3 separate regions of the Mus musculus genome follow, and all the other regions are linked to region 2. A link is a loop called in an ENCODE intact Hi-C map of the cell type or tissue named here. Cell type or tissue: heart. All regions are shown on one strand. Each heading gives the region's core, and the rest is flanking DNA. Links, peaks and the distances in the headings are about the cores only. Region 1 holds the start of Prdm14 (PR domain containing 14). Region 2 has its middle 54 kb from the start of Gm39592. Region 3 holds the start of Lactb2 (lactamase, beta 2).

Region 1 (7,685 bases), core at 1,168-6,167, 77 kb after region 2:
TAAGCAAGGGTAAGGGAACTAACTAGGTCTTATTTGAGCCCAGCCCTTTGGGATGAGCTGCGGAGGATTCTTTCTCTTCTGCCCAGTGTGGAGGCGTGGGATCGGGCAGCTAGTGCCGCAGCTTAGTTTAAGTACAGTTTAGTATAAATTACTGTTTAATTCAGCTCTTCCACATTGCCAAAATCACAGGTTATCATCCTAAAGTATATTGCTAGAAGTCCAGGGTCAGGGCTTTCAGATTTTAAGTTACCTGGTTATTCTGACAAGTGGGTCCTGTAAACGAGAAGCTGCTGTCTCAGCAGCCTCCCTTAGACAGGCACTAACTTGCTTTATTTGTTTTGTTAATCCTTGGCTAATTTTACAAGAAAGTAACATGAAAGTCTAAAACTTGTCTTTCTTTCCTGTAGCATGCTTTTAACACTCTATCATATTTAAAACACTTGGTTTGCCTGTAAATAAAACACACAGTGGTAATTCTTTAAATGTACTTTCCATGTCTGATCTGTACAGATTAAAGTTGCTTCACCCACTACAACGTGGATTTCATGCAGAGTGAGGTCCTGCTGGAGCGAACACCAATGTCTTTCTCAATAAAGGCCTTCAAGGGTACCGCCTCCCCCAACCTCAGGTCGTCCTCCCCAAATTCAGCACCCCCCACCCCCAGAAACACACTTACTTCCCACATCCGAGAGTTGTCCCTGTGTGCCTTCACTTCGCTGGCATTGACCACTCTACCTCGAAAGGGTCCAAATCTCACTCCTTTGGCAATGAAGTCGCTGCAGAACACGCCAAAGTGTGGCACATCACCAAATGAGGTCTGCATGAGGCAGAGACCTAGGTGAACCCGAGGCAGGAGAGGAAAGGAGAATGAGCCTGGGCAGTGAGTCAACATTAGTTGTGGGAAATAAATCCAGGCAAGGAGTGCAGCCTACCTTCCGGAAGCTGGAGGGAGTCTTTGTCCAGGGTTTTATGAAGATGATTAGACCCTAGAAAAAGACAGTGAGTTGCCTTCCCGACAGGGTTCCCTCAGTCCCTAGAGAGGATTTACATTGGACATTTATCCTCTACCCTTTACTGCTGCTGTATCATTGACACAGGCTTTTTGTACACTGTTGCTCATTTGAGCCTCAAAAAAACCCTTTGGGGGAGGTTTGGTGGGTAATGAACTCCATTTTGCAAACTTGAGAGTCAGAGACAATGCTTTCTGAGGTAAAGAGCTGCCAGGTGTGAATTTCTGGAGACCATCATGTAGATACTTTGTACATTCCTAAAGCCACCGAGGGAAACCACTTGGCTCTTAGTCCTCAGAGCTCACTAAAAGCAATCTCAGGAATTACACGGTTAGGCAAGGAGGACCATGAGAAGCCAGCAGAGAAGGCGGTTTAGAGAGACACTCGCCCCAACATACATCCATGTTTTAATACTGCGTGGTCCGGACCTGTACCAACCAACCCAGACCCAAAATGTAGATTTCCTTACCAGAACTCTCTGTGGGAACCAGGATGCCTGAAATTGCATGCTGTAAGTCGGTTGGGTGCTCCGGACTAGCGATGGCTCCATACAGAACGAAGCTCAGTTCCTCCTCTGTGAAGTTGAAGCCGCAAAACGGCAGCTTCCCCTCTTGATTCAAGGTTTGGGGGACAGATATTGACTGGGACGACTTAATTCCATCAGGTAGTAGGGAAGCAATTACCGGGGATGGCAGAAGTAAATTTTCAGCTTCCCACCTCTGACCACTGATTTGGCCACCGCCGCCGCCGAGGACCAAATTTTGGTTGCTGGAACCGCTGCTCCTATGCTCAGTGCTGTCTAGAAATCGTGGTACTTCGGGAGTGAATTGAGGAATTCGGTTCCATGGTGACAATTTGTACCAGGGCAGATTGTAGAGCGGCTCGCTCTGAACAGCCAGACCCGGGTTCAACAAGGGAGCAGTCATCCGAAAAGCATCAAGAGGGGCCATCGCCTGGGACTCAAGCACTGCAGCTGCCAGTTTCCAAGGTTGAAACTCCTCCTCGGTGGTGGCGAGGTTCCTAAAGTGACTGTAGCCTGGGGCATGCGCGTAGTAGGTAGTCAGGTGGTGAGGGTTGCTCTGGGGCAGGTAGTTCGCCTTGTCCTGGGACTGGGTCTCACCAGAGGGCGGTAAGGCCATCGCAAGCTGAGTTTTGCGGATCTGTGGGAAACCGAGCTGGCTGAGTGAGGGGTCCTAGGTGATCTTAACTACTTCCCTCCACCCCATCAAAGTCAATGAACAAAGTTCCCAATTCGATCCCGCCAATCCTAGCTCGAAAAAAGTAACACAAAAGGCACAAACTCCCACACCAAACCGAACTAAAAAGCCAAACGTCTCAAACCTCTAACGAAAATCTGCCTTGGTGTCACCCGACTGAAAGGTGCTGGCTCAGGTCGCCTTCTCTTTTGCTCCCTAAACCACCTTGACTAAGGAATGCCGGTGACCCCCGCTCCCAAGCCCTCAACCCGGCTCCTACAAAACGGGTTTCAATTCCGTCTCTCTTAATTATCAGCCCAACAAAACGAACCACCCGCCTAGGTCTCTACGAGCGTCTTTTTTTTTTTTTTTTTAATATAATTTTTTTAGCCAAGCTACTAGGGCACGACCCTGCACCGGTTTCGGAGCAGGCAGTGGCTTCAGGCGCTCTTGAGTATGCAGCCGAGATAGGAGAAGTGTGCGCTCTCGGTGGGACAGTGCAGAAGGGGTTCTGAGTCGACTCGGCACCCCAAGGAGTTTAGCGAAACGTCAGCGACCCCGGCGGTCCCAACAGCACCGAGGGGAGCGGAGCGGTATTCGTCCTCCCTCTAGAGACCCACGCCCAGCGCCCCTTCCCGCCACATCTCCAATCTCTTGGCAACCCTAGCCATCTCAACCTAGGTCGCCTCTGGAGACTCCGGGATGACAAGTCCCAAGCCAGGCAGCAGAGAGATGTCTCGGTTGTCGCCGACCTGGCCGCGGCGGCCCTGGCCCCCGAAATGCTTCTTTCTCAGTAGCCACACAGCAGGGCTAAGGAGTGAAGACCCGTAGGGTCCGAGGATTTTAAGATCAGGGATCAATGTGTCCAATAAGGAAAACAACCCGGGTCGTGACTCAGATGTTAAAGAACATAGGGTCAGGGGGCGAGGTCAGCCACCACACAGGCCTCTCCGTCTATCTCCCCCTGAGCCCCGAACAGCGCAGGCTCTAACTCCCAAGACAAGCGACTCCGGAGGTGGAAAGCCAAAATCCAATTACGAAGTTTAAAACAAAAACAAAGCCAAAAACAACTAACTAAGTAAAACAAAGAAAAAACAAAAACAACCAAACAACTGCAAAACGAATTTTGAAAGCGATTACAGAGCACTGTTCCCAGCCGTGCTGGAAGCCTGTAGCCTTCGGGGTAGGTCCCTCCAGCGGGCCAAAGACCTACCTACCTCAGGCCAAGGCTAGGGCGGCACCCGCTGGGTCTCGGGACCCTAGACTTCTGAAACCCCCGAAGGCTGTGCAGGCTTTAAGAGGGAGGGTGCAGATCCGGCCTCAGGGTACTTGGAGAGGGAGGCAGTAGAAGAGATCAGGCCTGTGGAGGTCCCCTGATAGTCTTCTCCCCGCCCACCACACTCATTGGCGAGCGCTTGGATTCCTCCCCAGGTCCCCAGAGATCACCCACTTAACCTAACAGTTCTCTTGACCGTTCCCTGGAATCCTGTGAAGTGCGATTGCCCATCTTGCACAGGCAGGTGTTGTTGTTGTTGTTGTTGATTCAGTCTAGCAACGTCAGGAAATCATAGTGTGGCAAATGTTGCCCAAGGCCAGAGCGTAGCAAATGCTAACCAGTGTTCACCTTCTGTGTGTAAACGCACACGTGCACACATGCACACACCACACACGCACACAAACCCAGAAGTGTCGGCGTGAGAACTAAACAAGTGTTACCCTGGGGACCCAATAAATTCTTCTGTGCCCTCACACACACTACACCCTAAAAGGATGGGTGTAGGAAGCTGAGAGCGATGAATAATGACACCTACACACAGCCCCCACTCTCACACGGAACAATTGTTGCCTAAGCAAGGTCTCCAACACACACAAGGACACACACACACAGACACACAGACACACACAGATACACACACAGACACACACACACAGACACACACAGATACACACACACACACACACACACACACACACACACACACACACACACACACACACACATACAGACTGGCGTCTAGGAGGCCAAGCTTGTTCTTAGTCTTGGTCAAATTTGTCAGAGAACCAGGTAGGCTGAGAAGTTAGGCGTTAGACGCTTCTGAGGCCCCGGGGGTCCTTTTGCCCTTTCTGCAGCTTTTATTTCTTGGTAGGGGAGAACTAATCTCCTCACAGGACACCTTCTCCGCTGACCCTGGCTTGCGACCTTGACCCGAGGCTCTGAGAACCTAGGTCCAGACTGTAACTGTGCTCAACGACTGCATTTTTATTCTCCTTGCAAGCGATGAATAGAGAGAAAGGGGCGTTTAATCCCGTTCACATCCGCAGGTCTAAGCACCTAGGGTGGAGAAAACCGCGCCGAAGCTGGTGACCTTGGTCAGGTTCCACACCATTCCAGTTCCTCTTTGGGCCTGTCACGAGGGGGGGGGACCGCTGTGATGAGTGAGGAGAGAGACTCAGTCTCTCCTCCGGACTGATAGTGATTTGATTACTAATCATAAAACGAGGTTAAATGGGAAGCCGCCCGGAGTTCCAAAACTAGCAGAGAATGGAGGTCTCCTGTCCCCTTGGTCCCTTTAGAGCCCCATGAACTGATTCTGCCTGTGTCCCCGGTGAGGAGGCGCATGAGAAGAGCAGGAATATGCGCGAGCGAATATGCGCGGGCTTCGGAGAGCAATACATTCTGCCCTCCCTGGGCCTGAGCACCGAAGACGTAGCATCAAGTGCGGTTGTGCTGATCTACAGGGTTAGCATCCATAATCATTTCACAGTTGCAGGACAGATCCGAAGGGTGAGGCAGCGCTTTATTTTCCGAAACGAAGTGGGAATGGCTAGAGATCCAGGGCTCTGCCTTTTCCATAAGATAACCATTGAGGCAAATATACCTGCACAGTAGGGAGGGCCAGACCAGCTAAAGAGACATAGAGCCCTCGTTTGTTTGGTTATTCAATAGTTTGCATACCAGTCTCCCCTCTTCCCCTCCCTTCTCCCTATTCTTTACAGCTGCTCTCACGACGTAACCCAGACTTACGGCCAATTCAATCCTTCTGCCTCAGTCTTCCAGTTGCTATGATTAGAGGTGTACATATATAGCATTTATGATAAAAACAGAATTATACTTTAATTTTCAAGACTTTGAGAATTATTTTATGTGTGTGGCTGTTTTGTCTGTGCACCAGTTGGTTATCTGACCCCTGGGGAGAGCCTTGACTGCATACGGGTGTTTGTGTGTGTGTGTGTGTGTGGGGGGGGTGTTGGAGTTACAGATGGTTGTGAGCCCTTTATGTATGCTCTGGGAATTAGCCCTGGTCTTCTGGAAGAGTAGCTAGCACTCTTAACCAAGAAGGCAGCCTGTTAACTTCTACCTATACTTTGCTGCAGTTTTTCTTACCACCCAGTTGCTTCCACTTCTCATCAGTAAGTTAGGGTCGACTTTATTCCAACTGCCTGGTATTTAAACCGTTGTCCTTTTTTTTTTTTTTTTTTTTTTTTTAAACAATGTTTGAAGCAACTTCTGGAAACAGTTACACAGATACCAGTGTGTGCTTCCCACCCAGCCTTGAAGCAGTTCCTAGGTAGAAAACCCCTGGATTACCCAGTTTCTATACCAAACTTTCATTGTTTTGATGGGTTTACCACTTTATTAGTTCTTTGGGAATGTTGTATAATGTGTTCAGATCATATTTATGCCATCTCATCTCCCAGCTCGCCAAATACCCCCCTCCTTCCCCAACCACCCAATTGCCTTAGACAACCTCTGTGAAAGGGGTTCGACCCCTAAAGAGGAGGCCTTACTTTATAGGCATAACAAACGTCATTAGCAGTCAGTTTAATACTATGTCCAATTAGCAAAATCCCGTCTATATAGGTTCTTGGTCAGATATCCACACAGACCTTTGTTTTGTTTGCTTGTTTTGAGAGAGTATCTCTTTGTATAGTCTTGGCTACCCTCCAGCTTGCTACACAGACCAGGCATGCCTCAAACTCACTAAGATCTTCCTTCCAAATGTGATTAAAGGTATGTACCACACACCCAGCCGCACAAATCCTTTTAAGAGTCATCAGCACCCTCCCTCATTCTCCTTCATATCAATGAAACCATACAGCAAGTATCTTTCTCTTTGTTTCTCCTTCCTTCCTTCTTCCCTCCCTCTCTCCCTTCCTCCCTCTCTTCTTTCCTCCTTCCCTCCCTCCCTCTGTCCCTCCCTCCCTTTGTCCCTCCCTCCCTCTGTTCCTCCCTCCCTTTGTCCCTCCCTCCCTCTGTTCCTCCCTCCCTCTGTCCCTCCCTCCCTCTGTCCCTCCCTCCCTCCCTCCCTCCCTCCCTCCCTCCCTCCCTTCCTTTTCCTTCCTTCCTTCCTTCCTTCCTTCCTTCCTTCCTTCCTTCCTTCCTTCCTTCCTTCTTCCTTTTTTTCCAAGACAAGGTTTCTCTGTGTAACCCTGGCTGTCCTGAATCTCACTTTGTAGACCAGATTGGCCTTTAACTCAGAGATCTGCCTGCCTCTGACTCCTAAGTGCTGGCTGGGAATGAAGGAGTGAGGTACCATACTAAGACAGTAGGTATGCTTTGGGGAACTGCCAAGGCCTTAGCTCTTTGATAGGGACAAATTTCTATGTAAGAAAGCAAACTGTAATCAAGCTATATTCTACCCCACAGCAGGGGGCTGTGCTCACTGACAGAGCCAAGCCTCTGCGTAGTATTATGTATGAAGCCCAGAGTTTGATCTCCAGTAAGAATGAGCTTGCTCTTGCCTCTTAAGGGCGTGCTCTCCCAGGAGTGATGGGACAGCAGGTAAGACATTCTCGGCCATAGACTTGGCAGTGGCAAGTCTTGTGATGTTAAGTCTTGGAGTGGCAGCCTTGTGATATCAAGAATGATACCTGCTAGGTCTCCAAGGCTTCTCCATAAGAAAGGCCCTTGTACTTGCAAGAAACTCTAGCATTGGGCTGGAGAGATGGCTCAGTGATTAGGAGCACTGACTGCTCTTCCAGAAGACCTGAGTTCAATTCCCAGCAACCACATGGTGGCTCACAACCATCTGCAGTGGGGTCTGATGCACTCTTCTGGTGTGTCTGAAGAGAGCAATGGCGTACCCATATGCATAAAATAAGTAAGTAGATCGAAAGAAAGAAGGAAAGAAAGAAAGAAAGGAAGAAACTGTAGCATCCCCAAGAGCATCTTCAAACAGTTTGCAACCAGATCCGTTTCCACATGTTTTCTTTGATAATCATAGTCAGTTTAAACCTTCTATAATGGCTGCTTCAGACTTTCTCAAGTTCACTGGGTTAGGGGTTATGTTGGTGTCCAGAGCTTCTGCAGGGGAGTCCTGCTTCAGGTAAATGATTGGACAGGACACTTCCCTTAGCATCTAGACTGAATGAAAAACAAACAAACAAACAAACAAATTTGAAAGGAAAGGAATATGATTAGTTTGGGGTTTTTGGCACCAGATGAATGAAAAAAGGAAACAAAATGGAAGGACCTGAT
Region 2 (7,685 bases), core at 1,173-6,172:
CACAGTCACGCACACTAAAGAGAGCAAGCCGACATGCAGTAAAAACAAGTAAGTTCTCGTGGTGATGTATGGGCACTCTTCAAATGTTGACTTTGCTAATCTTCTTTCAGAAATGCAGAATTAAATTTTAAGTTGGTCATATTGTCTCTTATTGAATATATATTTAAAGTTTTATTTTATTTTTAGGTGTATGTATATGTGTGAGAGGGTATGGGATGTGGTATGATGTGGGGGTGTGAGGATGTAGTGTGGTGTGTGTGTGTGTGTGTGTGTGTGTGAGAGAGAGAGAGAGAGAGAGGGAGAGAGAGAGAGTGTAGAGTGTGTTGTGTGTATAAGATGTGGTATGCTGTGTATGTGTGTTTGTGTGAGGGAATGGTGTATGTGTGTATATATGACGGTGTTATATGGTTATGTGGGGGGGTGTGTAAGAATGTGGTGTGGAGGGGTGGGGTGTGTGTGTGTGTGTGTGCACCCATGCGTGTGTACGAGCATGCTACTGTGGAAGCAGAGGTCTTGGATCCCCTGGAGCTGGAATTGCAAGTGGTTGTGACCTGAGTGCCAGGAATTGAGCTCTGATCCTCTGGAGGAGCAGCAAGTGGTTTTCCTGATGCAGTGGCCCATGCGTACCTGCAATACCAGCACTGGTGAAGCTGAGACTGGAGACCCATGAGTTTGAGGTGAGCCTGAGGTGCGCAGTGAGCTTCAGATGAAGATCCTGGGCTAGAGTAAGACCTACCTCCGAAGGAAGAAAAAGAAGAGAGGGAAGGCGTGAGAGGAACCTGCAAGCTACATAGGCATCAGGCGTGAACACACACACAACCTGAGGCAAGATGCTGATCGTATTGTTCTCATCAGTTTTGTTTGGCTTTTGATTTTCTAGCGGCATCTCACTAAGTAGCTGGGTTTATCTCAAACATGTTATGCTCCTTTCTCCGCTCCCAAGTGGGCTGGGGTTACAGGCGTGTGGTCCCTCCTCTGCTTCTAAAGAACAGTGAATTGCCACTGATTGTTTCTGGAAACATGCCCTGGTCAAGTGGTCTGCAAAAACTCAGGATGAGTCGTCTGGTTCTCCACCTGTGGGTGGTGACCCCCTTAACAAACTTCTATCTGCAGAAAGAATTTACGTTGGGATTCATACCAGTGGCAAAATTACAGTTGTAAAGTAGCAATGAAAATCCTTTTCTGGTTGGGGGTCACCACAGTGTGAGGAACTGTATAGAGGGTCACAGCGTTGGGGAGGTTGACAGCCACTGCTTGAAATGATCGAGGGACCTGCTCTAAGGAGGCGGCCTGCACACATAAGTGTCGTTACATCATTGGCTCACAGTTTCCATATTACACTGGAAGATCAGATTTTGTTTTGCAAGCTTCTACATTTTTGTTCAGATAATTTAATTTTCTGCTCAAGGTCAGAGAGGCTCCACATGTTTTGGAGTGTCTGTGTCACAGTTGAGCAATAAGAACTTTTTAAAGGACCACTTGTCAACCTAGACAGAGGTAATCCATTGCTAGAAATAGTATCCTCAGGCAGCTCGGAGGACTTCCCAACTGGACACAATATTCTTCCCCTAGTGTGTTGTGGGCCCACGTTCTTACCTACCAAACACAGCTTACCCTCAAAGTATCTAGTGAACTATGTATGTTTTAGTCACTTGACTTCATTCCAAAACGAGGCAAAGTTAAAAGAACACTAGGGAGTTTTTATTTCCTTCAAGAAAGGTGTTCAGAGCATTCATCATGGCAATGACATCTGTACTGGCTAGTTTTGTGTCAACTTGACACAGCTGGAGTTATCACAGAGAAAGGAGCTTCAGTTGAGTAAATGCCTCCATGAGATCCAGCTGTAAGGCATTTCCTCAATTAGTGATCAAGGGGGAAAGGCCCCTTGTGGGTGGGACCATCTCTGGGCTGGTAATCTTGGTTCTATAAGAGAGCAGGCTGAGCAAGCCAGGGGAAGCAAGCCAGTAATGAACATCCCTCCATGGCCTCTGCATCAGCTCCTGCTTTCTGACCTACTTGAGTTCCAATCCTGACTTCCTTTGGTGATGAACAGCAATGTGGAAGAGTAAGCTGAATAAACCCTTTCCTCCCCAACTTGCTTCTTGGTCATGATGTTTGTGCAGGATTAGAAACCCTGACTAAGACAACGTCATAATAGGATGCCCTATATAAGACAGGAGAAGGCAGGCATGCTGTCACGTGTTTATAATGCCTACTGAGGCGGAGGCAGAAGATCAGAAATTAAAGACCTGCCTGGACTTCATGAGACTCTTGTTTCCAAAGAAGGGAGGAGAGGGCTGGGGCCATGGTCCCACTGGTACTTGCCTCCTTGCATAGTACACATTTGATTCTGGGGTTCACTACTACATAACCCCGGTGGTATTACACACACCTGTCATCCCAGAATTCAGAAGTTTGAGGCCTTCCAGGGCTAATAAGACCTGGTCTCGAAACAACACACACACAAAGCCTGTCTTCTCCTTCTCTCATCTCTCCCCACCAGTCTAGACTTGAGGCCAGTTCTGAACAGTCACTGTGGTCCCTGGCAAATCTCATCTGTGTGTTTCCAACAGTTCAGAGGAGTCTGTGAGTTGACCCTCTGTTTACTACTCAGCCAAAGCAGGGTGTCACGTCAAGCTCTCACTATCGAGGAAGTATAAAGCCCCGAGCTCATGTTTCTACAGTTTGGTTACCCGAGTGACCTTCGCTCTTCTTCCCCACACTGGCTATTTCATAGCTCCTCTTGATTGCTCCCCTTCTAAAGCGATGGACACTCTAAGTTCCTGAACCCATCTTTTTGTGAACGAGGGTGTAAGTCTTCAGGTGCTGCATCACCCTGAAGCACTATGCTGTCTCTAGGATGCTCTCAGCATCAGGACAGAATCAAACCCGTTTCCCTAGCACAGAGCCACCCAGGACCAGAAATAACAGCTTCACAAAAGAGCTCGCTCTGTACACATGGGTCCCAAGGAAGAAGTGAGATTCTTTCCCCCTCACTGAGGAAAGGGGGCCGTCTTTCCTGCTAAAGAGAAAGAAAGTGAAGTTTCCTGGAATCTTCTTTTTCTCCTCGTGAATCTCATTATGTCATCGAAATTCTAGGCTTAATCGATGCTTCTGCCCCAGCTTCTCAATTATCTGAGATTTCAGATGCCCACCGCGTCCAGCTCAGAAAATCAAATTGTGGTTACTATTCTAGACATTTCCAGCAGAGGGCGCTTCGGTGCAGGTAGCCAGAACACCGAAGTCATCCAGTTTCTGGCCGCAAACTCAGATTACTAGATTGCCAACAGGGTTTCCAGAACGTGGGTAAAAGAGACTGAAGTGGCAATCCCCACGAAAACAAAAAAAACAAAACAAAACGGTCAAGGGTGCTTCGTACTGAAGTGGAAGGTGAGTGAGGCTGTGTGGGCAGATCGCAACCGTCATTTAGAACAAACCTGAAGCAGAGCGGTGTAAATGACTGTATTCCCAGCACTCAAGAGAATAGCTGGAGCTTTGGCCAGCCTACAGAGGAGACCCTGTGCTGTTCTCAGTATTCAGTTATGCTACCCTCTAATGAAGTACATTGTACTTCCTGGTAATTTCATTTTTATGAAAGGCAATACTGGATTCCTGCCTTTCTTCCTTTCTGCCTGTAGTCCGTTTTTAGGTTGATCAACAGGTTGACATTACACTTGTGACAATTCTCTTGCCTCACGGAACGATAACGTTTCAAAGGGGAAGACTAATTAGGATTGGTACCGTTAGTTTTTTGTCAACACAGCCAGAGTCATCTGGGAAGAGGGAACCTGAGCTGGGGGTTTACCTCCATCAGATCGTTTGTGAGTATGTCTGTAGGAAATGTTCTTAATCATTAATATCGGAGAGCCAGACCATCCCCGGTGGTGCCACTGCTGGGCCGGTAGTCCTGGGTGATACAAGGAGGCAGGTTTACTGGCTAGTAAGCAGCACTCCTTTGCAGGCTCTGCTCCACTCTCTCCTTCCTCCCTTCTGCCTTGAGTTCCTGTCTTGACTTCCCTCGGTGATGAGCTGTACCCTGAAAACCAGATAACTTGTCCTTAATTTACTTTTGGTCATGGTAGACTTTTTATTATTGTTGTTTTGTTGTTGTTGTTGTTGTTGTTGTTTTTATGTGTATGGGTGTTTTGCTTACAAGTATGTCTGGGCACCATATTCATGCACAGTGATGCCCAATGATTCCAGAAAAGGGCCGAGGATTCCCTGGGACTGGAGTTACAGAAAGTTAGGAGCTGCCATGTGTGTGCAGCGAATCAAACTCTGGCCTTCTGGAAGAGCAGCCAGTGCTCTTAACTGCTGATCCATCTTTCTAGCCCACTTCGTCACGTTGTTTATCACAGCAGTCGAAAGCAGACTAGGACATGATGGAAAGGAGTCAAAAGCTTGGTCAAGGGATCTTTAGAGATGGGAAGGGGAACTTTTTAAACGTTGGTCCTGCCATGCTCTCCCAGAGGCATGGTGCCTTCTCTGTCTTTCCTAGTGCTTTCCTTTGCAAAGCAAGCAAATATCATCTACTTTGGTGTTTTAAGAAATAGTACGGGGGGGCTGGTGAGATGGCTCAGTGGGTTAGAGCACCCGACTGCTCTTCCGAAGGTCCAGAGTTCAAATCCCAGCAACCACATGGTGGCTCACAACCATCCGTAACGAGATCTGACTCCCTCTTCTGGTGTGTCTGAAGACAGCTACAATGTACTTACATATAATAAATAAATAAATCTTTAAAAAAAAAAAAAAAAAAAAAAAAAGAAATAGTACGGGGCTGGTGAGATGGCTTAGTGGGTAAAAGCACCCGACTGCTCTTCCGAAGGTTCAAAGTTCAAATCCCAGCAACCACATGGTGGCTCACAATCACCCGTAATGAGATCTGACTCCCTCTTCTGAAGTGTCTAAAGACAGCTACAGTGTACATTATATGTAATAAATAAATGTTTTTTTTTTAAAAAGAAAGAAATAGTACATTTCTCAATGGCCTCGAGAATTAACCTGCAGGAAAAGGAAAATGCTGTGTTTCTTCTCCAAAAATCCTATAGGTGGCGCACAGACACCGGTTTCAAGTGATGGGTCCCAGCTTTGACCTTTCTGCCCAAGTCCGGTTTGTCGGGAACTCTTCTTCCTTCTGCCTCTACCCCCTGCCAGAATTACAGGGCTGCTCTTGGCTCTGAGTTGTTCGGTGTAAGTGAGAAAGCAAGCAGCACCTGCAGTCCTGAGGTGTCACCTAGCAGCTCCCTTCTAACAAGGCTGCGCTCCTCTTGGGAGGACATAGCCAAGAGTCACTGAAGGGCAAGCTCCCTCAAAGCTCCTCTCTAAGGTTAAATAGCAGCATGACCTCGACCCACCTCCTAACCTTAAGGTTCATATTCTCTCTGCAAAACATCAAGGGGGTCTGGAGGAACACTGAAGTCCCTCCTGCCGCATGGATTTTTTTGTTTTGGTTTTGGTTTCGAGACAGGGTTTCTCTGTATAGCCCTGGCTGTCCTGGAACTCACTTTGTAGACCAGGCTGGCCTCGAACTCAGAAATCCACCTGCCTCTGCTGGGATTAAAGGCGTGTGCCACCAACGCCCAGCTTTTTGTTTGTTTGTTTGTTTTTGTTTTTGTTTTTGTCCGCATGGATTTTTTTTTTTTTGTCCCCTACATAAAAGCAAAAATTCTAAATGGTCCCTAAGAAAAAAACTGAATGGATTTTGTGATACTGGGATCAAAATGTGTTATGACTGTCCCAGCTCAAAGACTAGTGTTGCCATGGAAATCTATCTTTCTTTCTTTCTTTCTTTCTTTCTTTCTTTCTTTCTTTCTCTCTCTCTCTCTCTCTCTCTCTCTCTCTCTCTCTCTCTCTCTCTCTCTCTCTTTCTCTCTTTCTCTCTTTCTCTCTTTCTCTCTTTCTTTCTCTCTTTCTTTCTTTCTTTCTTTCTTTCTTCTGAGACAGTCAGCAGCTCATTAACTCACAAGGCAACCCAGAAGACTTCTACAACGCTCCTAAGACGGACCGCCAACAATGCTGGTCCTAATGCTCCACTTGGGGGTGAGCCTTACTCCTCTTCCAATGGCTGACCAACTTGTCGATTATCAGGAACCAAAGCCCTGTGTGGCCCCTGCTTTACAGCCTCCTAAACACGTGCAGCAGACCCATGGCTTTTCTAGTGGCCAGAACAAAACACCTGGCACACCACTTAAGGAAGCAAGGATTGAGTTGGGCTCACTGGTTTCTTGTTGGTTGGTTTTGAGACAGGGTCTCAAACCTGACTGGCTGGAAGTCCCTATGTAGACCAGGCTGGCCTCAAACTCACCAATTTTTACCTGCCTCTACCTTGCAAGTGTTGAGATTACAGTTTGATGGTGTAAAGGAATGGTAGCCAGAACCTCCAGGATCATCCACCAAAGAGATGGGCTGGTGAGAACTGGTTTCCAGTTCCCCTTCTCCTTTTCACTAAGTCTGGGACTCCGTCTCAGGAAACAGGATGCCTACATTCAAGGTGGGTCTGCATGTCTCAGATAGACCTTTCTAGAAGTATCCCCATAGTCACACTCAATGATATGTTCCATGGTGACTCTGCTTTTGAGTTTTGAAACAGCATCTCACTCCTTATAGCCCAAGTTGGTCTGGAAATCATTATGTAGCCCAGTCTAGCCTGGAACTCCTGGAAATCCTTTTGCCTCGTGAGGCTGAGATTACAAGTGAGGGCCACCAGCACACCTGTCTAGAATCAAGGCAACTCTAAATTCAGTCAAGTTGACAATGCAGGTTCACCATCACACCCAGTCTGCTGTTCCTACTACCTATGAGTGGGTAAAATGTTCCAGATTTCAGATGAGTTCTAGATTTAGTTAGAGTAAATCTAACTGAAGTGTGAATGGCAGAGCAGTCAACTTCCTATTCCAAACTGTCTTTACTATTTGACACTGTGGCCAGCTCCCTCACTAAAGAATCTTACACAGCTTCTGACAACTGCAGACTCTTTGGCTACACATCTTAATAGAGTTTTAATTGTACATAATTTAATTTATGGAAAATCAAACGCTCATTCAATTTATGAGAACTATTTTAAGGATATTTTAAACAGCTTGGTTATCTAAATCTACTTTCACAACTATAATTTTTTTTTTCAAAAATCTGAATATAGGGCTGGTGAGATGGCTCAGTGGGTAAGAGCACCCGACTGCTCTTCCGAAGGTCCGGAGTTCAAATCCCAGCAACCACATGGTGGCTCACAACCATCTGTAACAAGATCTGACTCCCTCTTCTGGAGTGTCTGAAGACAGCTACAGTGTACTTACATATAATAAATAAATAAATCTTTAAAAAAAAAAAAAAAATCTGAATATAGCCGGGCGTGGTGGCACACGCCTTTAATCCCAGCACTCCAGAGGCAGAGGCAGGCGGATTTCTGAGTTCGAGGCCGACCTGGTCTACAAAGTGAGTTCCAGGACAGCCAGGGCTATACAGTGAAACCCTGTCTCGGAAAAAAAAAAAATCTGAATATAGAACAATCACTTACAGTGAAAATGTAGCTTCTTGCCAGGCATGGTGGGGGGCACTCGGTCTCAGTGCTTAAAGGCAGAAGCTGGGGGGACACCAGAAGTCCAAAGCCAGCTGCCCTGCACAGCATGTTCAGTGCTCACCAGGGCTACATGGTGATGCTCTGTCCCTTCAAAACTAAGGTCCAGTGA
Region 3 (7,685 bases), core at 1,821-6,820, 610 kb after region 2:
CTATACAAACATGAGCCCCGGAGGGCAGGAAGCTTGCTTGTTTGGCTTAGAGGAGTTCATTGATGTATTTCTACATTTGGAAAGCCTGGCCCACTGTACATTTAGTCACACTAAAGTTAAAACACACAGAACTAGATCGTGAAACACCCCCTAGGCCATGATTCTAATTATTTGTTTATTTATTTTTGCTGTCTCTGTGTTTGTGTGTTTTAAAATGTTATTCCAAATTCTTACTGCTCTTTAACTAGCTTGGACTACTTTTGGTCTCTGAAGGCCTTAAGGTCTTTAAAAGGAATCTTTCCATGCCTTGTATCATGGTCCCTTATCAACACATTTAAACCACTGCCTTGCCCTCCTCCTAAGAAGCAGCTTTGAAACATCTGACACTGAATTTAAAATGTTATAGTCCAGACTATATCATAGTGACCAAAAGTTATAACAAAACCAACAGAGCGAATAAACAGGTTTACACTTTAGCTGACACAGAACACAGATCTTTTGGAATGCCTGTGTTGTCTCTTTGCAGATCAAAGTCTGAGTAAAAAGCCTCTTGGGGGTTGAGAAAGTGGCTCCCAGGCCTTTGCAGTTTTTTGTTTGTTTGTTTTCGGTAGCCTAACCAGTTCTAGCAAAGGAAGGACTCTTGGATAGAGGCTAACAGGACTTCTCCAAGGCCTGGCACAAACACAGCCTGCTCAGAATGGAGCAGTAACCAGAGGCTATAAATTGAAGGAAAAAAAAGAAAGAGTTTGAACAACTATTAAGGAGGAAAATATAACACAGCATTTTAGAACTAAACTCATATTTATTATAACTTACTCTTCATATCAACTCCAGGGAGTTTATTGCAATATTTTGTAGAGAAACATGGCTTGAGACAGGCTAAGTGATTTATCCCAGGTCTTTCAGGCTTATACAAGGTCCAACGATGGGGGACAGCACTACTTTAGCTAGCACTGAAATCATTCCTCATGGCATAATGCCTCAGCTCTAGATTAGAAAACTAGTTCTGGTCATTCGCTGTGTAATGTCCAAGCACAGTTACTGTGAGGTTCAGTCATCTCTGAGTGTGTGGATCACTCCACTACCTACAGTCATAGACGGCAGCCCTACATCAGGAGGTCTCTTTGCAAATGCAAGCTGTATTCATAAAGAGCTCAAGAGAACACTGTAGATGGATCTGCAGAGGCCTAGGAGTGATTCATTAAGCAGAACTCAGTGCCCGGAACAATTCAGACACATGATCTGTTATATGAATAGAGAAATACTCAACTGAGTTAGTAGAATCAATTGTTTTATAGGAATTTTATATTAATGAAATATTATATCAATATTCAGATATCTATTAACTGCCCTTTGTCCATTTTGCTGTCACTCACCCAAAACCATCGGCACTGTTGACCACCTTACACTATGAGCCTAGTGTTAATGTAGTACAAGGAAGCAGAAGCTATAACCAACACTGTAATGCGCTTTCCTCAGGATTAAATTTTGTTTTTAATACTTTTATTGAGATTTCATTGTGTCTGCATAATATCCCTATGAAAAAGATCTTATATAATTCATTGTATAGATAAAAGACCATGTTAGTGAGATAATTATCTCACCCCAAGTCTCACAAGCGAGGAAACAGTCAAGATTCTAAAGCAGGCAAAGGTGGTTGACCAGAGTGTCCAACCCTAGTTGATGCATCTACAATACAACCCCAACATGTAGGGTTGGAGAATACTGAGGAAGGTGGCTGGGGAGACTTGTAAAAGCAAGAGAATCAGGATGTCTGCTCCAAGACAGTGTTTTCCACATACAACACTCATGAAATTTCAACCATATGATCGCTGGCTAAACAAGACCTGAAAAATGACAATAGCAGCTGACATGCTAACATGGATGGAAGAAGTCTCACAAGGCTGCAGCCCTAGAGAAAGAGCTACAGGCAGTCAATGGTGCTGGGAAGAATCAGTGAATCCTCCAGGGAGCCCCCACCCACACACACACCATAGTAAGTGGTCAGTCCTAAACAGATGCATAGGAGCAATAAAGAAAGCACTCAGCAGGTGGTGTTTATATAATTATATATGTAACCATGACACTTACATAAAAGAGTCCACGAATCGGAGAGAAGTTGGAGGAAGGACAGGGAGGAACAAATCCTATAAATACAGTACTCAAAATACGAAGTTCTCAAAGTAATATCCACACTGAAAATAGCTTAAATTATACGGCCCTTTCTTCTGCTATAGTACACAAAATCTGTCCTCAAAGTCATTTAGACAGGGAAGGTTAGAATTTCAGCCATCAGTGGCTCTTGAACAGAGGAAGACTGTTATATACCCTGGAAAAGACTATTGAGTAAGGGCATTTTAATGTCAGGGTAGGTCTACCAGGGTTTTAGTGAACTGTGATGTCTACAAATTGACCAGAACAAAGGACAAAGGACAGCTAAAGCTGTCAGTACTCCAAGAAGCAAACAAAAGCAAAAATTAAGAGAAAAAAAATGTAAGCAAATATTCAGTAAGGATTCACTATGCCACTTCTGCTGTCCAAGGCTTGGGGCTGGGAATATGAAAATAAACCTTGGCTCATCTTCCATTACAGTGGGATAACCAAGTAGAGAGAGACAGTGGATTTCATACATTACAGACCTTAAACTTAAAACCAAAAACCAAAAACTACAGTTGAGATAAACACCACAAAACCTACAGTGCATTACAATATTGTCTAAGAGGTCAGGGCTAACTTCCACAAGGAACTGACATTTTACGTGAGCTCTAAAGAGTGAGTGAAGTGGAAAAAATCGGAAGAGAACTTAAAGTCTGGAGGGCGAAATATGCCTCATCTGGGACACTAGGAAGGCTGCATGGCTGGGCCAGAGGGTGAACAAGATGGCTGCCTTTGGGAGAATGGGCTGAGGGATAAAAGCAGAGGCAGGTAACCCAGTTAGGAGGTTAGTGCAGACATCTATGCAAGAACTGAATGGGTTAATAGAAGTCAAAACCACATTGCCAAGATGGCTTGGATGTGTGCCAGGAGGAGAAAAATGTTAAGGAGTGTTTAAGCGTTTTGTTTGCTCAAATACAGTGATGGTTCTGTTTATAAGATCAACTCAGGAAGGCCTGTGCTTCACTTTAGTAGGGTTCAGTCTGAAGAGCACAGGTAATGGGGGAGAGTTAAGAAAACACACACACACACACATACACACTCACTTGCACACACACATACGCATGCATGACACACAACTGTAACTGAATAGCATGAAGTTAGGATTGCATTTAGAGAAGTACAAAACTCTGATAAAGATGGAGAATGAGAGACCAGCAGCTAGAGAGGATGTTGTGTCAGCAAGGAGGGATTGGCCAATGAGCCCCAAAGTTAGCAGAAACAGAAGTGTAAAAATGAGTTCAATGATATAGTGCCACCTATCATCTTAGACCTTTTTGTGATGCGGAGCAGTGGACACAAGTCTTGAACATCTGCTTTGGACCCAGTTAATATTTGTTTCTAATCACCCTTTAGTTTGAGTAGCATCATCTGCACGTTAATTATTTTACCATTACTTACTACCTAAAGAGCCTATAAAAATAAAACTATTACTTAAGTACAATATATGATTCCAGTGAACATTTGTGCTTAGCAACTGTTCATCTTAGTAACTTCTTCATCCAGTTTGCATAGAAACCAGCCATCTATTTTAACCCTCGAAGAAAAGCAGGCTGTGTTGAATGTCCTGGAACCATACAGCAAACTCCAGCAGGGCATTCTCCAGGGTTATTCAGACTATTTGCAATTTCCGGCTTAGGTGCTGACTTCAGAATGGGTTTAAAGTGGCACATCGAAGAGATTGTCCTGGGCTCAGACCATACTCTAGAGGTTAGGCACTCTGCTGCTAAAAGCATGCCGGAAGCCTAAAGGTCCCGTACTTTCCCCTGGCCTGATTCACTCTGGGCTAAACCTTTTATGTCTACTTTTAGAGTCCGATGCTTGTAAATATCCTTTACTCTAGAAGAGTTAATATAATAGAGACTTTAAACGCAAACAAGATATGCTTGTCATACACGATTAGTAGAAAAAGCAAGAGTTAGTTTCTCCTACCCACAGGCTGGGTTGCTCTGTCGGGTTTAGACTCCGGTTGAACTAGAAGCAAATTCTGCCCTCTACTGTAAGAGACTGGATTTAGTATAGTCAATTGCTTACAGTAAACTTTTAAGGGCCTAGTTATATGACCCAACCAAGCCTGAAAGTGGCTATGTAGCCTAGGATGGCCTCGTACTGGGGGCGACCTCCTGCCTCTGCGTTCCAAACACTGGATTTCAAGTGTGCACTAACACACAGGCTACGGTAAACTCACTCGGTCACCACCTGCGGGCAGCGAGACAGCAAGTAAACTGTGAGTCAGACTTGGGAAGCCTGTGCTTTTCTTACACCCTCTGTCCTCCGCAGAGCTCGGGGACGCGCTGGGGGCTAGCCTGGCCTCTCGCTGCCTCCCTGCCACGTGACTGCGTGAGCTGCGGGGGCTCGGGGGTGGCGTTTACCTGCTGCCGGTCCCCACCAGGTACGTGTTGGTGCCTTGCAGGGTCATGGGACCCGGGTTGCAGCCCAACACGCGCACCACCCGACTGGACAGCTGCTCGATGCGCTGCAGAGCGGCAGCCATCTCTCTATCTACCTCGGTGACCGCCGGCACCCGAATTCCAAGTCACTCAGCGTGCTGCGACCTCAGGCTCGGAGGGCAGGGCGGCGGTCTCGTGACGTCAGGCCCGGCGCGGATCACGTGGGACTTCGCTCAGTGGCCCGGAGCGGATTGGCGGCCACTATCTTACGACTTGCTGGCACGCCCGTCAGCCAAGTGACGGGGGTGGGGTGGAGGGATGAGTTCGCGGTGACTGTGGCATGAGGTGGCCTGACCCGCCCGCACTGGCCTCAGCCGGCTCCGTCGCTGAGCTTCTTGTGTCTCTGAGCCTTGTTTCCAAGTAGCTTTACATATCCATAAAGAAGAATGCAGTTACTTCATTGAAGTTAACCTCCAGAAGTGGGGGAGGGAAGGTCACAAGCTAGGCAGGTATGGGGAGTATTTACTGAGTCACCAACTTAGGAAGGAATGGCAGGCTGGTGATTTGAAGAATAGCTTACCTTTTACAATAAATGATGGCAACCAATGCTTACTTGTACCTGTGTGCGTCTAGCCAAGGGCCACCTCCGAACATTACTTTTTAATCCTCAACAACAGGAAAAAAAAAAAAAAGTAAAGAAAAGAAAGAAAGAAAATAAAAGCGACTGTGCATATCTGCAGAGGCCAGAAGACAATTTGACAATTTCAGGTGACTCAGGAACTGTGCATACCCTTCACCAGTGTTGACTTGCCACCCAGGCCAGACTGGCCAGCGGTTGACAGCCCCAGAGATTCCCATGTCTCCATCTCCCCAGTACAGGCATTATAAAAATGAGACACCATGCCCCACATTTTTACATAGGTTCTGGGGGATCAGCCTCTGCTTGTCGTGCTTATAAGGCAATCACTTTAATAACTGATCTATCGCCCCAAACCCCATTAGTTATCTACTCTTAAAATCCCACGTAGTTCTTAACTCTTTTTTTTTTTTTTTCGAGACAGGGTTTCTCTGTGTAGCCCTGGCTGTCCTGGAACTCACTTTGTAGACCAGGCTGGCCTTGAACTCAGAAATATGCCTGCCTCTGCCTCCCAAGTGCTGGGATTAAAGGCGTGCGCCACCACCACCCGGCAGTTCTTAACTCTTAACAGGCACAATTTCCCCCCATTTTATAAATGTAAATTGGAGTTTGGGAGAGCCAAGCTCTGCTTCCACTTGTTTTACATGAGCACATGGTGCTATCTGCGCAGAGTGGAGGGGCTTGTTTATCTCCTCTCTATCCTACCCTTGCCAAGGGAAATAGGTTGGTTTAGTGTCCAAGGTGAAAGTGATATAATTGCTCTGTCTTTTCCAATTTTCTCTGCCTTTCCCAATCAGCAAGTATTAAGCATTGCTTCCCACTTTAAAATTTTTAGTTATAAGTTACTTATAAGAAAATGCACAGATCCTAAGATATCCATCAAATTATGATGAATATATACCACAAAAGAGATGTAGAGTGTATTCACTACCTTAGCCTACTCCTTTTAGGAATATGGCTCCTCCAGCAAATGCTGAGGCACACAACCAAGACTGAATTCACTATGTAGAAGAAAAACCTGGGTGGACAGTCTGGGACAACCCAGTAAGGCTGTCTTTCTCTGTGAAGTATGCGACTGCATGCTTACTTGAGTGGAGTCTAGTGCATGGATATATGTTGGTCTGCGTCCGCTGGGCATGGCCTCTTGGAGAGTTTGACTGTGTCTACAGCTGGTGGGATGGGTGCAGTGCTGTAGGGAAGCACCAAGACACAGCTTCAGGGGTGGGAAACCACAGTCTGAGATGTGGGAAAGCTGGAACTGGTTCTGGGGTCCCTGGGCCTGCGATGAGGCCAGGGCTGTGGGTTTCTCAGACTTTTGGACATACATCCAGGCACAGCTGAGAATCAATCACAGAAGAGCCAAGAACAGATTTGGAGGCCCACAGAGTTGGGACCAGTGTCTAATCCAGGGGTGGGGGTGGGGGAGGAGAAAGGGGAGCTCTGGCTTGTCCCATGGGTGATTGTCCTCAGATTGGCAGAGGCAGGCTTCATAGTGGTTGTCATTGGACGTGCAGAGAGGCTTTTTGCAGGAGAATTAAGTTGTGTCTCTGTAGTTGAATGCCTTTTTCATGACTTACTATGGTAGATCTTGATAAAAGAAACAGTTCATGCATGGTTCTAAATAGTTTATTGTCATGGAAGAAAATGAATGCATAAAACCATATCCTACTACTCAGAGTGGAACTGAGATTCAGTGCCTTTTACAGGGAGGAGTGTTTGGGAAGGAAAGCTTATTGGTGAAGCCTTCTGGGCCTCTAGGTACCTCATTAGCATGGAGAACTCTGCTTTGGGCCTATATGACCATAGGACAAGTTTCTTTTAAGTGAGAAGCATGGTGGGTGTTCCAGGCCAGGGGTCTGGCAAGGGCAGGAAGTTGCTTAAGTCTCAGGTGTGTCCACTGAGTCTCTGGGTCTCAACCTGCATAGGTCTCAAACTTCCTGGCATGGTTTTATGTCCCACAGATATTAGGGTCCTAAAAAGTTGAAAGATTTAGAACAAAATTTGAGGTCTCTAAGAGCAATATGTAGAGAATAAGCAAATCAACACGCTGGCACAGATATGGAACCACTGCTTTGTAGAGTAAAAACTAGGCTTCCAGTCACTTGGTGGGACTATTAGTGGAGGATTAGGAGGTGTGGCCTTGCTGGGGGAGGCGTGTCACTGGGCTTGAGCCTTGAGGTTCCAGAAGACTTGTGCGTTTTGAGTTAGTTTCTTTCTGCTTGTGTGCTGAGTTGTGAGCTCCCGTTCTGCCTCTTCCTTGTGTGTTGAGATGTGAGTTCTCAGCTGCTGCCGCAGCCACTTGCCACTATGCTTTTGGTCCACCATTAATGGGCTCTAACGCTCTGGAATTGTGTTGGGAGCTATTAAGACAATGCTATTGTCCTGATCTATGAATTGGGCCTCTCCCCCCAAGAAAAAAAGGGGGTCAAAAGTGGGCCACCGATGCACCGTTCCGAGAACCACAGAATGTTCCAGCCCTAAGTCAGCGCCAGATGTCCTGACCA

Evidence for each region. Peaks named below come from ENCODE experiments on the same cell type or tissue, not always from the same donor. Only the 100,000 strongest peaks of a DNase experiment are listed, where the experiment ranks them.
Region 1: a loop joins it to region 2, with 3 times the contacts of the local background. A loop is called at or near these places in 30 of 42 quality-filtered maps.
Region 3: a loop joins it to region 2, with 2.1 times the contacts of the local background. A loop is called at or near these places in 5 of 42 quality-filtered maps.

Annotation. Positions count from the first base shown.
Region 1 is chr1:13,123,687-13,131,371 of GRCm38, forward strand. It overlaps Prdm14 (PR domain containing 14), which reads right to left and starts at 3,477. Exons shown (of 8, transcript NM_001081209.2): 1 at 3,424-3,477; 2 at 1,480-2,170; 3 at 933-986; 4 at 677-834. The coding sequence starts at 2,149. In heart, for the core only: no CTCF peak of the experiment used is centred there; no DNase peak of the experiment used is centred there; H3K4me3 peaks cover 1,379 bases; H3K27me3 peaks cover 3,540 bases.
Region 2 is chr1:13,047,118-13,054,802 of GRCm38, forward strand. No RefSeq gene overlaps it. Among named protein-coding and RNA genes, the nearest start is that of Gm39592, 54 kb to the right of the region's middle. In heart, for the core only: CTCF peaks have their summits at 3,207 (motif pointing right) and 5,049; no DNase peak of the experiment used is centred there; H3K27me3 peaks cover 2,766 bases.
Region 3 is chr1:13,655,803-13,663,487 of GRCm38, forward strand. It overlaps Lactb2 (lactamase, beta 2), which reads right to left and starts at 4,707. Exons shown (of 7, transcript NM_145381.2): 1 at 4,527-4,707. The coding sequence starts at 4,648. In heart, for the core only: a CTCF peak has its summit at 4,159 (motif pointing left); a DNase peak (open chromatin) is centred at 4,749; H3K4me3 peaks cover 1,654 bases; H3K27ac peaks cover 1,927 bases.